Linked DNA regions of Homo sapiens: region 2 is linked to region 1. A link is a contact called in ENCODE Hi-C data. All regions are on one chromosome and are shown on one strand. Each heading gives the region's core, a stretch centred on a gene start or an enhancer-like site at or near the end of the contact. The rest is flanking DNA. Distances are from core to core; before and after follow the strand shown.

Region 1 (7,845 bases), core at 3,105-5,604:
TATTGACTCATAAAAGCTGTAAGTCTTATTGACTAACATAGATAGTAACATTTTCTCCAGTTTGTTAGTTTTTTTTCACAGTGCCATACAGATGCTTTTGGTTTTGAATTGGTATACAGTTCAAGCTACTGATGTTCTAGAAAGTTGCAAATTGTCCTTTTAAAATAAAAATATTTCTATCATTTAAAAAAGGTTCTCTTTTATGTGATGGCCCATAAGAAAAAGGAGGAGAAAGGACAGAATGAAGCAAAAGAGGAATGAGGGCTCTATTATATTCCTCAGACTCAACGGGATTGATGAGTGATTTTCGAACTTTCATTTACACAGGAATCACTTGGAGATCTTTGAAAATGCAGAGTATGAGTCAGCAGGTCCGGGACTGGGCTTGAGATTTTGCATGTCTAACAAGCTCCCAGGTGAGGTAGATGGCCCACGGGCCATACCTGGAGCAGCAGGCTTTAAATCACAACAAGGGAAAGCACTGCTGGTTTCATGGATCATCCTAACGACGTGAAAATTATCATCTGTTTTGAAAACTCTTCCTTCTCTCTTTTTAATTAAGCAGGGAAAATTCTAACTTCTTATTCTGGAAAGTAGGAGATGGCCAGGGCTCATTGGGGGAAGGAGAAGAAGAAGGAGAAGGAGAGGAACAGGAAGAGGAAGAGGAAGAAGACAAATAAGTGGAAGAGGAGGAGGAAGAGGAAGAAGAAGAGGAAGAGGAAGAAGATGAATAAGTGGAAGAAGAGGAGGAGGAAGAGGAAGAGGAAGAAGAAGAGGAAGAGGAAGAAGACGAATAAGTGGAAGAAGAGGAGGAGGAGGAAGAGGAAGAAGGAGGAGGAGGAGAAGAAGAAGAAGGGGAAATAATAATAATCAGTTTTCATGGAGTAACATCCCTCCACCTCATGGCCTTTAGCGTATATGGTTACAATTTTTAATGGCAAGTATGCAGGTATAAAATGCTCACTTCTTGAGGCCCTCTTGTAGGGCTGGGCAAAATGAAGTTGAGAGATTCACTGGCCTTAAGGGCAGAAATATTCCAGCCCCCTCCTGGCTGTCTCCCCTCCCCAGCATTATAAAGGGGTTTCTCTGTATTATTGTTTGAGAAAGAATAGCTGTAGTCTAAACACAGGCCCCAAAATGGTAACCTAATAGGTCCTGTGAAAAGCAACATGGTCGGGGCGAGGAAAAACAAGTCTCAGAACAGGACTCAGGAGAGCTGGATGCTTGTTCTGGCTTTAGCACGGTTGCTTCGCATGTATTAAACTTTCTAGGCTTGGCTTCTCCAACTGTAGAATGGAGATTAGAGTAGAACCTTATTTCTCAAGGCTGATATTGGGATAGGAAGAAAAAAAAATTTCTTGGAGAGGTTTCCAGACCTTCTGTAGTAACAGTGAGGTCACTGATCTGTCTTTTTTTTTTTTTTTTTTTTTTTTTTTTTTGAGACAGAGACTCACTGGGTCACCCAGGCTGGAGTGCAGTGGCACGATCTCGGCTCACTGCAACCTCTACCTCCTGGATTCAAGCGATTCTCCTGCCTCAGCCTCCTTAGTAGCTGGGATTACAGGCGCCCGTCACCACGCCCAGCTAATTAATTATTTATTTATTTATTTATTTATTTTTTAACTATAGATGGGGTTTCATCATGTTGGCCAGGCTGGTCTCATACTCCTGACCTCAAGTGATCCACCCACCTTGGCCTCCCAAAGTGCTGGGATTAAAGGCGTGAGCCACTGCACTTGGCCTGGTCACTGATCTCTTATAACCTGGTGTATACTAACTTGGCTTTCCAATTTCCAAGCAAGTTTCCACAAAGCTTTCTGCTACCTGCAAAATAAGTCATGGCAAAAGAGGCTCTGGGTAATTTTGACGTGTCCTAAAGTCAAGAAGTTGCTTGAGTTATGTTCGTGCCTATGTGGACTGGAGCGGTATATGGGCACAGGTTTCTACGTGAAAGTGGTGGATATAGATCGATACTGGAGAGGAAAAGGTTAAATGTGCAGCAAACTCAAATGGCGGGGAGAGCAAGGGTAGTTTGGGACAAGGATTGCCACGTTAGTAGAGGGAAAGGAAAACCAGCATTTACTGAGTGTGAATTATCTCACTCTGTCTACTACCCTGGAGATGGGAATTATTCCTAACTTTTTACAGGAACTTGGAGTCAGCGATTTGCCCAAATTTCACAACTACAAAGGGCGGAGCTGAGTGAGACCTCAAAGCCCCATGACTCCACTCTTGGATCACCAGCCTCTATCTCCCAGCAAAGCAGAGGTGGTTGGGGTGAAGAGGAAGGGAGGTGAGCTCCCGACCTTGGGCAAAACACTTCACTTCCTTTATTTATTTATTTATTTATTTATTTATTTATTTATTTATTTATTTATTGAGACAGAGTCTCACTCAGTCGCCCAGGCTGGAGTGCAGTAGCAAGGTATCGGCTCACTGCAACCTCCACCTCCCAGGTTCAAGCAATTCTCCTGCCTCAGCCTCCCGAGTAGCTTGGACTACAAGCGCACGCCACTACGCCTGGCTAATCATCTTCTTCTTCTGTCTTTCTTCTTCATTTTCTTCTTTCTTTTTTCTTTTCTTTTTTTTTTTTTTAACTGCAGACGAGGTTTCACCATGTTGGCCAGGCTGGTCTTGAACTGACCTCAAGTGATCCGCCCGCCTCGGCCTCCCAAAGTGCTGGGATTACAGGTGTGAGCTACCGCGCCCGGCCCACTTCTTTATGCCTCAGTTTCTCCATCTGTACCAGGGCCAGCACCTCTCACACAGCAGGTAGTGAAGCTGCTGCTGCTGCTGCCCTGGGCTGGCCTACAGTGAGTGCTCACTGCACAGGAGGTATTGCTTCCCCCCGCCCAGCAGGTTCTCATTATAATCTTGCAAGTTTGAAGAAACCCAGCCTTGCTACCAACAGAAGATAAAAACAGACATGCCTCTCTGCCTCCAGTCTCATCCCCATGTCCTTGGGGAGCTGTCCTCTTCCGGCTCGTCCCATCTATGCGCCCTCACTATATCCTCAGAACAGGGCACTCCGTGGCTCCTTTAACTTTTTTGCCCCTCCTAGCATGGTGTGGAAAGGGGGCAGATGGGAGGCCTCTTTCTGAAACCACCTCCTGTTCGGCGGCTGTACTTGGACCTCAGTTTCCCTGTTTTGTTCACGTGGTCATTGTTAAGTCTTAGGGGACGTGTACAGAGGCTAATATTGAGCCACCAATCAGTTATTTGACAAATACCATAGGCGCTCTGTGAGCAGGAGCTGGCTCCTATCCCAGACCCCAGCCCTGTGACCTGCTCTCCACTCGCCCGGGGTCTTTCTTGGCTGGGACAATAAACCTACTGCATCAGGTGATTCCTGGGGAGTCAGCCCCGTGCTGGGCTCACACCCAGCCCCTCTGCGTTCATCTCTTACATGATCTCATGCGACCATCATCACACGTCCCCAGGCTCCTCCCGGGCCAACTCCAGAGGCAGTGCGTGTCACCTCCAGCTCTCCTCCCACAAAAATGCTGGCCTTTCAGCCTCCAGTGCGCTTAGTTCACCCCATAAACTCTGCTAATGCTTACCACATGCTGAGCGTCGGCGCCCGTCCCCACCCCCAGCCCCACAGGCTCCCGGGTCCCGCCCTGGGAGACCCTCCCACTGGCCGACCCTGCCCCAAGACTCGCCCACTCCACGGTGGGAAACCTGCAATGTGTCCCTCCCTACCCCGCCCTCCTCCAGCGCCGGCCAAAAGTGACCTTGGACGCTTCTACAATGCCATATCCACTCCTCTGAACAGGAGGCGAGTTTGCACCCAGTGGTGCCTTTGGTTGCTAGAAATTAAAAACCCGATTGCGCGTGTTTGCAATTACGGTAACTTGGCGCGTCACCCCCAAGCACTGAGCTAGCTGGTGGTAGCCGGGCGCCTCTCGGGGCGCGCCCTATTCCGCCCTCGGCCCTGGGCTGCCGCACGATCTGCGCGTCCTGCTGCACCTGAGCCCTTCCCACTCGGGCGCCCGCACCGCTGCGGGGCCGGGCGAGGATGCACCACCCCCGCCCGCGAGCCCGCCACGGGAGCGCGTGCCGAATCGACGCCGCCTGCAGTCCCCACTACGGGTCCCTAGGGGGCGCAGCCGGCGCGGGAAGCCGCCCGAGCCAGGCGCCGCGGCCGGCACAAAATTGCAGGCGGGCGGGCGCCGCGACTTTGAAAACAAGCGAGGGCCTGGGGGGCGGGCCCTGGGAGCGGGCGCCGCCTCCCTCGGCCAATCAACGGCGGGCGGCGGGCGGCGGGCGCGGGCGGCGCGTGCGGCCGGGCTGTGAATGGGGAGCGGCGGCCGCGGCAGCTGAGGGCGAGCGCGACCGCGACGTGCGGGCGGGCGCACTTTCTTCTCAGCGCCGGGCGGGGGCGGCGGCGGCGGCGGCTCCTCCGCGCCCGGCGGACCCCTCGGAGCTAGCGCGGCGGGCTCGGGACTGCGTGAGCGCCGGACGCGAATTTCCCCCGTTGACAACTTCTTCTCGCCCGGCTCGTCCCCGGCCCGCGCCGCGCCCCTCACGCGGGGACCCAGGACGCCGCCCCTCAGCGCTGGGCGGCCGCTCACCTCGGGCCGGGGGGCGCCGCGCCTCCCGCGGAGTGGCCGCGCCCGCTCGGAGCCGTCCCGCCTGTCCTGCCCGCCCGTCCGTCCGGCGCGGCGCTCGGGGTGGCGGCTGCTCGGCATGGCCCGGGGCGCCCGGCCCTCGGCGGCCGGTGGCGGCGGCGGCGGCGCGGAGCCCCCTGAGCGCGCGGGCCCCGGGCGGCCGCGGGGATCCCCGCCCGGCCGCGCCCGCCCCTCGCTGGCGCCGCGCCCCGGCCCGGAGCCCTCGCGACCCCGGGCGGCGCCCGAGACCTCCGGCGGGGACACGGCGGGCGCGGGGCGGTGCGGCGGGCGGCGGGCGGCAAAGTTGGGGCCGGGCCGCCGCGGCTGGTGGGCGCTGCTGGCGCTGCAGCTGCACTTGCTCCGGGCGCTGGCGCAAGGTAGGTGCGCGCGGGGTCGCGGGCCGGGGGCGTCGCCTCGGGGCGCGGAGGCGCGAACTTGAGCAGCGAGAGTGTGTCCGGGGTCCCCCCGCTTCCCGGCCCGGGTCGGGATGCGCCTTGCTGGGGGCTCTAGGGAGCCCAGGGGCTCCTCCACGCCAGACTCGGAGGAGAGGGAAACGGAGCCCCGTAGAGCCTGCACCCCGTCTGCTACTTTGCGTTTTATTTTTTTTATACCGCAGTAGCACAAACAAAAATTTTTAAGTTGAGGACCCATTTCTCAGCTCCTTAAAAGGATGCCCGAGTCCCCTTCCCATTGCATGGATGAAAAAGGGGCTGGTCTGTACCTGAGTCTTCGCACCGCAGGGTCTGGTTTCCGGTGAGTGACATCCAGAAGACTTGGAAATATCAAGTGCCAGTCGCTGTGAAAAGCCTTTTCCAGCCCCTCCCCAGGGCCTCGTCCTCTCCCCAGCCCCCGCCTGCTCCTGACTCCCCCAAGTCCCAAAGCCCGACCCCAAGTGGGTGCTGCGCGGCCGGTGGAGCAAAACTTTCAGTGCCCACAGCTTTTGCACTTGGCTTTGTTTTTCTCCCTCTATTGGCTTCTGTTTAGAATACAGTGGTGAGCTCTGAAATAGGGAAAGAGGATCTGCTGAATGGAAATGACCTTTTGAAACGAGAGATGGGATCTCTTGTGAAACGAGCTTTCCTTCCCAAATCTGGGCTTCCCTCCACCCCCTCCCCGCCCCCGACAAAACCCGTAACGTACCCCTGCCAGCTAGCATCGTTTTCTTTTGAAGTTTGCTGGTCTTTAAACCAAAACACCCCCCTCAACCCAGAAATAACTATTTTAATACGTCCTTTGGTAACGTCTTTAAAACACATTAGTGAACTGGTTTTGCTGATGGTAGTTTTAGGAAAATTAACTTAGTTGTATTCCAAGATACAGCTAACGAACAATCATGGTAAGGAACTCGATATTCTGAGATTGGCGAAGATGAGAGCATTAAACTTAAATTAGCTGTGTTCTGTGTCCTGTGAAGATGATTTATGTGTAGTAACATGACTTAAATGTTGTAACATTTTAAAGGTCTGAGCTCAAAACTATCATCCAATAGCTTAACAACGAACTCATACTTTTTTTTATTGATGCTTATGTAACGTTATCTAAATTGTGCCCCTCCACCCCCCTCCAGCTTTCATAAATGCTCCCTCTTATGTTTTACTACATGAAAACAAATTGCCATATTTCTGGTTAATTTAACTCCTCCATTACTTGGAAAATTTTCATTTCACTTATTTGTGCTTTTTGCTTAATGACTTACTCTGGAAGAAAAGCATTTATTAAGTCATTTTGTACAGTGGGATCTGTAGATTGTTAGAGCAACCAGGTTCAAGTGAAGAAATCTAAATCACTTAGGATGACCTTTAAAATAATGTGTTTATTAAGTTTTCTTTTTTTAAACAGTGACTTGCATTTTGCACTAAGACCTGTACGTTCATACATTTGAAGATTGGTGCACAGACTGAAATGGTGGGGAAAAAATCTGCCAGTGGCTTTGTTTTGAAGTATATTACATAGATTTCAAGTTTTTATCAGTTGCACTTTGAAGGTTGTGTAAAGCATTGCATTTTAACAACTGAAATGTTAATGAAAATACATTTTAAAAATATATTAAGGCAACAACCGAACTTTGTTAGGAATATTTTATTCCTTTTTGGCAGTAAAAACATTGGTACCTGTTTTACATTTATATGGCTTATGAAAGTGTACAGATCTTTTAGTGTAAAATTTCAGATAGGTTGTCACAAATTTTAAGTTCATTGACGGGTTTCTGTTCTCTTTGCTCTGTGAAATGTGTAATATATCCATCTTTTTTTATATCGTATTGAAAATTCATATTACAGAGGAGATGTCACCATTTGACAAAAGCTCATGTATCTTGAAAATGAAAATTCTGGTGCTGTTATAAGAGATTTCTGATGGGATGATGAGTTGGTCATATGTGCAGGAGTGCATTCTCTTGAATCTTATCAGATGTAACATTCTAAATGGAATAGTTACCACTACGTTGGAGCGCCTCCTAAGTACCATATTATTACATTGTAGCTAGGTGAAGCTATGACTAATTTCTCTGCACCTCATGTAAGTAGGCTAGGTCGTGTATTTTGAGAAAAAACGTGCGACATTGATCAGTAAAAGTTACATTTTTATAACCTAGGTTACAGACCCTCTATGTAACTGATCATGATGGGAACCGCCAGGTTCAGGTCTTCCAAATGTAACTTTAATATGCCCTGGAGTTTCTTCTTTCTATGCGGTGATGAGAATTTCTGAGTTGTATGCTCTGCTTATTGCTGTGTGTTTAATTGCTTGTGACTTTCCCGGATTCCTAAAAAGCCAAGTCTTTAATTCTGGAAGGCAGGTGGCAACACATGCTTTCTTTATGCCATCCACCAAGGAGCCAGCTGTGAGTGGTTTGGAAGGATGACTTCTGAGGCTAAAGATGTATAAGCAGTCTTATGTGTGAAGTCCGTGGTGCCTTTAGCTTTACTGCTGGACTCTTTACAGGCTTACTGATTCTGGCAGTGTTCAGTAGACCTCCTAGATTCAGCTTGCATTCCTCAGGCCTAGAAAGGATAGGAATGTTCTTGTCCATGGGGCTGTTTGTTCATAGTCCTCAGTTTCTCATTTGAAATTGTCTCCACTTGGACCTATGGTTCTCCAGCTTTGGTATGTGTTAGAATCACCTGGGGAATTTGATGAAGCTGTAGAGTACCTACTCTTCCTCTTCCATGAGCCACATTTGCTTTCCATGTGATTATAATACACATTGGAATTCGAGAACTACTCACTTATTACC
Region 2 (5,381 bases), core at 1-2,500, 780 kb before region 1:
ACTATGTCCCAAAACCTGTTCCAGGTCTGAATGACACCAGGTCGCTGCTGTCTTGCGGCTGACATTCAGGTAGAGGTAAGGAGAGGGGCTCCAAGGGCACTTAAAGAATTTAAAATGCCATCTCAGGCGTGAACATAACTCCGAGGGGGGCAGTTTAGCCACGGTGGTGGCGGTGGTGGTCGTGGTGGTCGCAGAGACCCTGCTTAGGAGGGCACGGGAAGACAGCGCAGCCACGGGCAGAGCCGCCTCCGTCCACGCTTCCGGAGGACGTGGCGGGCAGGGGGCTCACACCCTGCTCAGGCGACCCTTGGCCACTTCCGGGCCCCTCGCCCCTCACCCTCGGCTGCCGGCGCGCATTCCTGCCGCCCCCGCTCGTGCGAGGGGCGGGCCCGGGCCCGTGGGAAGGGCCGGGGATGGGGGCCGTGTGCCGGGGAGGCGGGGTGGGGAGGGCGCACAGCTGGGCCGCATCTGGCCCGAGCGCAAGGAGACCAAATGGGACAGAAGGCGGCCTTTCATCCGGCGAGGGAAGTGGCGGCCTTCGTTTCTCCTCGCCATGGGGCGCCTGAGGATTTCGGGGAGCCAACCCTCCCGACGGAGGGCCAGGATCGAGGAAATCAGCCAGGGAGGAAGGAGTGGAATTTGGTTCTGGTGCTTTCTCGTTAGAACCTCGTGTCCCCACCTGCGGCACAGGTGGCCAAGCTCTTGCTCTGTACAAATAACGGCTCCCCTGAACCGAGCGCTCGGGAAGACCCAGGCGCCACCCCAGTTTGCAAGGCCTGCCGCGTCCCAAGGGGAGGAAGCCGTGCTCAGGAGGGGAAGCGCACAGCGAGGAAGTAGGATGTCCCCCGCGGTGCGTCGGAGCCCAGAGCCCGGGTCTCAGCACCCTGCCCGCTGCGCCGAGGGCGCGCCCCTCCCGTGCCGGGACGCCCGGTGCATCCCCGGACGGCGCTGGCCAGGCTGGGTTTCCTCTTCAGGGACACCGGCGCGGGCCGGGCCCGTCCCCAAGCCCCTCGGCGGCCCGCAGGGGCTACCCGGGGCGGGGGGGGTGCGGGGCGTGCACGTGCGCGCCGGGGGCGGGGCCGCTGCGCCCTCTGGGCAGTTCCCAGCCCCCAGCCGCGGCCCCACGTGGGTCTGCGGGCGTGGAGCGGCGACCGGCGCGAGGCCCCGCCCCCGAGCCCGGGAGCCAATGAGCGCACGGGGGCGGGACCGGGGCGGGGAGGTTTAAGAGCGCGGGACACTGGTGCTGCGCTGCTGGACTGCGCCGCCGGAGCGACGGGCTTCGGGTCGGTGCAAGGCAGGCGCACGGGGAAGGGCGCGCCGCGCGGCCGCCACCCCACCATGCTCAAGCGCTGCGGCCGGCGCCTGCTGCTGGCGCTGGCGGGCGCGCTGCTCGCCTGCCTGCTGGTGCTCACCGCCGACCCGCCGCCGCCTCCACTGCCCGCCGAGCGCGGCCGGCGCGCGCTGCGCAGCCTGGCGGGCCCCGCGGGGGCTGCCCCGGCGCCCGGGCTGGGGGCGGCGGCGGCGGCGCCCGGGGCGCTGGTCCGCGACGTGCACAGTCTGTCCGAGTACTTCAGCCTGCTCACCCGCGCGCGCAGAGATGCGGGCCCGCCGCCCGGGGCTGCCCCCCGCCCCGCCGACGGCCACCCGCGCCCCCTGGCCGAGCCGCTCGCGCCCCGAGACGTCTTCATCGCTGTCAAGACCACCAAAAAGTTCCACCGCGCGCGCCTCGACCTGCTGCTGGAGACCTGGATCTCGCGCCACAAGGAGATGGTGAGCCCCCCGCGGCCTGGACTGGCGGGCGAGCGGGGCGGGGACCCACCATCTGGTCCAGCTGGTGGCAGTGTCCCATGGGAGTCAGGCTGCATCCCCATCCAGCCACTAGGGCCATCTGTGGGCGACGCCAGTGCACCCCGGTGCACCCAGTTTGCCTGCTGGGGCCACTCTCCCGTTACAGTTGTGTTACTGTCCCCGGGGCCCCGCCTCCTGTCCAGCTCCAGAGTCCTGGATGGCTGCAGGACCCTACACCAGTCTCCAGTGCTTGGGGTTGGTGCCCTGTGATACTTCTCACCCCGTAAACATTGGAGCGCATTCATAGGGCATTATGTCCTCAAACTTCCACAAGCAAATTCTGTTCGGACCCACCCTCAGCTCAGACCCCTTCCTGGGGAGAAAGGCTCTTCCTTTAGAGAAGTGAGGGGTTCTGACCTCTGGGCCCTTTCCTCATCACAGTGTTAAGGTACGGGGAGGGAGGGAAGTCATTGCTGGTTGGTGGGTCCTGGGGAGTACATCTCAAAGAACTCCAGGTTTTGGGGTCTGTGTGGGGACCCTCCCCGCACAGTGCAGTAGTCTCTGAGGCCTGCAACCTTGGGCACAGCCCACTTCAGTTGGGCATCAGCTTCTTACACACACATAATTAAGACACACCCCACTTTGAACATTTCCCTCGAGGCCACAGCAGGACGGTTGGGCTGGGGCGGGATGGGGACAGTGTGTGGGGCTTGCAGTCGGGGACTGGGGGGGTGTCTCTGGGCTGGGAGATGCAGAGGCATTTGCTGTGAGGGTGGGGGCTCAGGGAAGACCCTGCACGCCTTCCTCCCTGCTCAAACCCCGGAGACCCAGGGCCTTCTGACCTGGCGCTGTCCTGTTTTGGGGCACTGTGGGTGGGTGGGAGCAGGGCTTGGTGAGGTCATGAGGGCGACGGGGAGGGGCAGGGTCCTCCCTGGTCCTGGCGTGGGGAAGGGGCCCTGGGAACCCCATGGCAGCCTCCTGGGAACACAGCGTCCCATTCCCAGGGGCTCAGCGGGCTGGCGGGAGGGGGCGGCGGGGGCCGTGGGTTTTGTTTGGCGGCCGGGCCGTTAGGATTCCCAGCGCCGGGCGGCTCTCACGCCGGCCCCTTGGGCAAGGTAACAAAGCCCCTTTCTCCAGCGAGAAAGGCGTCGGGCCCCTTGTGTGCAGCTACGCGCTCCGTGGGAACCGCTGCTGGCGTGCTGGCCACTCAGGTTGCCTGGCGATGAGGGGACCAGCGGGCCCCCCCAGCATCTCTTACTGACAGTCCTTTTGGGGCACCATCCCTGAGCCTGGCCCCCCCACCCCCAGCACTCAAGCCTTACTGCTATGTGATCTTGGGCATCCTTCAGCCCCACTCTGGGCTACCACCAGCTCTGAGCACCTCTCATCTTGGAATTTGGGGCCTTTCTCCAACAGAGGGGATGTGGTCAGAGGGCTGGGCTGTGTGATCCTGAGCAAGACCTGGGGCCTCTCAGACCCTCACTCTGATCTCTGAAATGGGGGAACATGGTCCTTCCAGGAGCACGTTGTAAGAGACTGGCAAAGCCTGCAGGCATGGGGTGAACCCGGCGGGCACTCAGGGTCGAGGTGGGGGCCATCACTCCCTTGAGCCCTGAGGTCCCTACTGGAGGGTCACCCCACCAGGGGACAGGTTGAATCTGCCCTCAGCATCAGTTCACCAGCACACAGCAAGCAAAGACCCCCTTGTGGTGGGTGATGGGCAGGGGTCCTGGAAACCCACAGAAGAGGGCCCCCCTCTCCCAGCCCTGCACGGAATGACTCAGACATGGTCTGATGGGGGAGATAGAAAGATGTCAGGGCTGTGCGGGGGGAAAACCCCGAGAGGCTGTGTGAGGCAACAGTGGGCATCTGACCCACATGCTGGGGGAAGGGAGGGAGGAGGGAAGACTTCCTGGAGGAGGCGCCATTTGAGCTAGACTAAGAGTAAAAAAGTGCCCAGAAAGGGCACTCCATCCGGGCATGGTGATGACCACAGCATGGGGGTTGTGCAGGAAACTTCTAGCAACTGGAGTGGTGGCTGGGGGGAGGGTCGGTTGGTCAGCAGGGGCCGCGCTGAGATGGGCCTGGAGTCCAGGATGAAGAGCCTGGCCTTTGGCCCAGAGGTTCCCCGCCCCTCCCAGGAGCAGCCAGGCTGCCGCGCTGCCACCACAGCGGCCACAATTGCTGGGGAGAACTTGGCATCCTGTGTTTCTTTGAATCGCGGCTCCAGGAACAATGCTGCTTCCTGTGGGTGTCCCCCGGCCCCCGCCCCCGTCCACCCTCATCCACCCGGCTCTTCCTCCTGCAGCCCCGTCTTCGTCTGGAAAGTTAGGTGGCACTGGGGGGTCTGGGTCCCTAGAAGGCAGGGACTGGGCTGGTCTAGCACCGCCTCGGCCCCAGGGTATGACCTCAGGCTGGTGCCTGCACCTCTCTGGGCCTCAGTTTCCCCACTTGGGCCTCAGCTGGTAATGGCACCCACCTCCGAGGGCTGTCAGGGAGAGGAAGGGAGAGAATCTGTCTTTGCACTTTGTTCTCTGCCCAGGGGAGCTCTGTTATGCCCATTTTACTGAAGACGAGACTGAGGCTCTGAGCGGCAGGTGAGGCCTATAGCCCAGCAGCGCCTTTTTCCTCCCCTCCTGGTGGCTCAGGTGTCGGGAGACAGTTCGACCGGCACCCCCGCACCCCATAGCCCCGCCTTCTCAGATGCTGTTCTAGAGGCCTCCCTGCTCCCTGAGCTGAACAAAGGTGACTTTAATCTCCGTAGCCTTGGGCTGGGTTTTTAGGGCACCACCAAATCTCGGGAGAACAGGCCTCCCTTGATCTCATTAAGAAAGCATTTTCCTTTTAACCCAGCGGCGCAGTGGAGCGTCTGCAGGGGCTGGCCCTCCGCCTCCCACGGCATTCCTGGGCTGAGATTCTGGGGAGGCCAAGGGGCTGGGTGCGAGTCTGTGCGTGTGGCTGCCCTGGGGTGTCTATGGGTGCTGCAGGAGGGGTGCATGCATGGAGAGGCGGAGACCCAGCCTGCCACCCCCTTAGCTCTGGGCCTCACCCTAGTGAGCATGTGCCCAGGGCTGGGTCAGGCTGGATAAGGATCTGAGACTACCAAGGTGTTCCAGGGCCTCTGCGGGACCTGTGTGTACAGGGAAGGAAACTGAGGCTGGGTGGGCATCAGGGGGTTGTCCCTTGGTCAGAGCATTGCCCGTACACCCTGGGTTTTGCACTCAGCCATGCCAGGGTGCGCCGGGCGGCACGCGCTGGGCGGGCCGGGCAGAGGAAGGAACATTCCTCCCCGTGTGCCGGCAGGCCCAGGCGGGCGCCGGCGACTCCTGGCCCCGCCCTGGCGGCCCCCTCCTCTTCCGCAGAGCGCTCCTGGCAGGGGGCGGCCGCGTGCTGGCACAGGTGGGCTGTGGCCTTGGGCAAGCCTGGGTTTCCTTGCCTGAGCAGTGGGAGGGGTGCTGGGCTGCATGGGTACTGGGGGCCCCTGACCTGGGGGCTGGGGACACCTGAGGTTTCCTGCCACAACCCTGCTGACCGTTGGCAACTTTGCAGAACTTCAGGGCTGCTTTGGCTCAGAGTGGGTAGCTTGTCCTGCA

The links. A loop is a pair of places that touch in the nucleus more often than their neighbours do. Pooled maps may share reads with other maps.
Region 2: a loop to region 1 is called in a pooled map, with 4 times the contacts of the local background. The contact joins the promoter of LFNG here to the promoter of SDK1 in region 1. A Hi-C loop is called at or near these places in 4 of 50 pooled maps.

What each region holds. Positions count from the first base shown.
Region 1 is chr7:3,296,898-3,304,742 of GRCh38, forward strand. SDK1 (sidekick cell adhesion molecule 1) reads left to right here and starts at 4,355. Exons shown (of 45, transcript NM_152744.4): 1 at 4,355-4,987. The coding sequence starts at 4,690. It overlaps SDK1-AS1 (SDK1 antisense RNA 1), which reads right to left. Exons shown (of 3, transcript XR_001744897.3): 1 at 5,332-7,845. RefSeq lists enhancers at 2,922-3,434, 3,435-3,946, 4,656-5,156 and a silencer at 3,832-4,381.
Region 2 is chr7:2,518,524-2,523,904 of GRCh38, forward strand. It overlaps LFNG (LFNG O-fucosylpeptide 3-beta-N-acetylglucosaminyltransferase), which reads left to right and starts at 1,251. Exons shown (of 8, transcript NM_001040167.2): 1 at 1,251-1,770. The coding sequence starts at 1,339. RefSeq lists silencers at 777-1,306, 1,317-1,426 and enhancers at 3,358-3,487, 3,528-3,587, 4,454-4,966.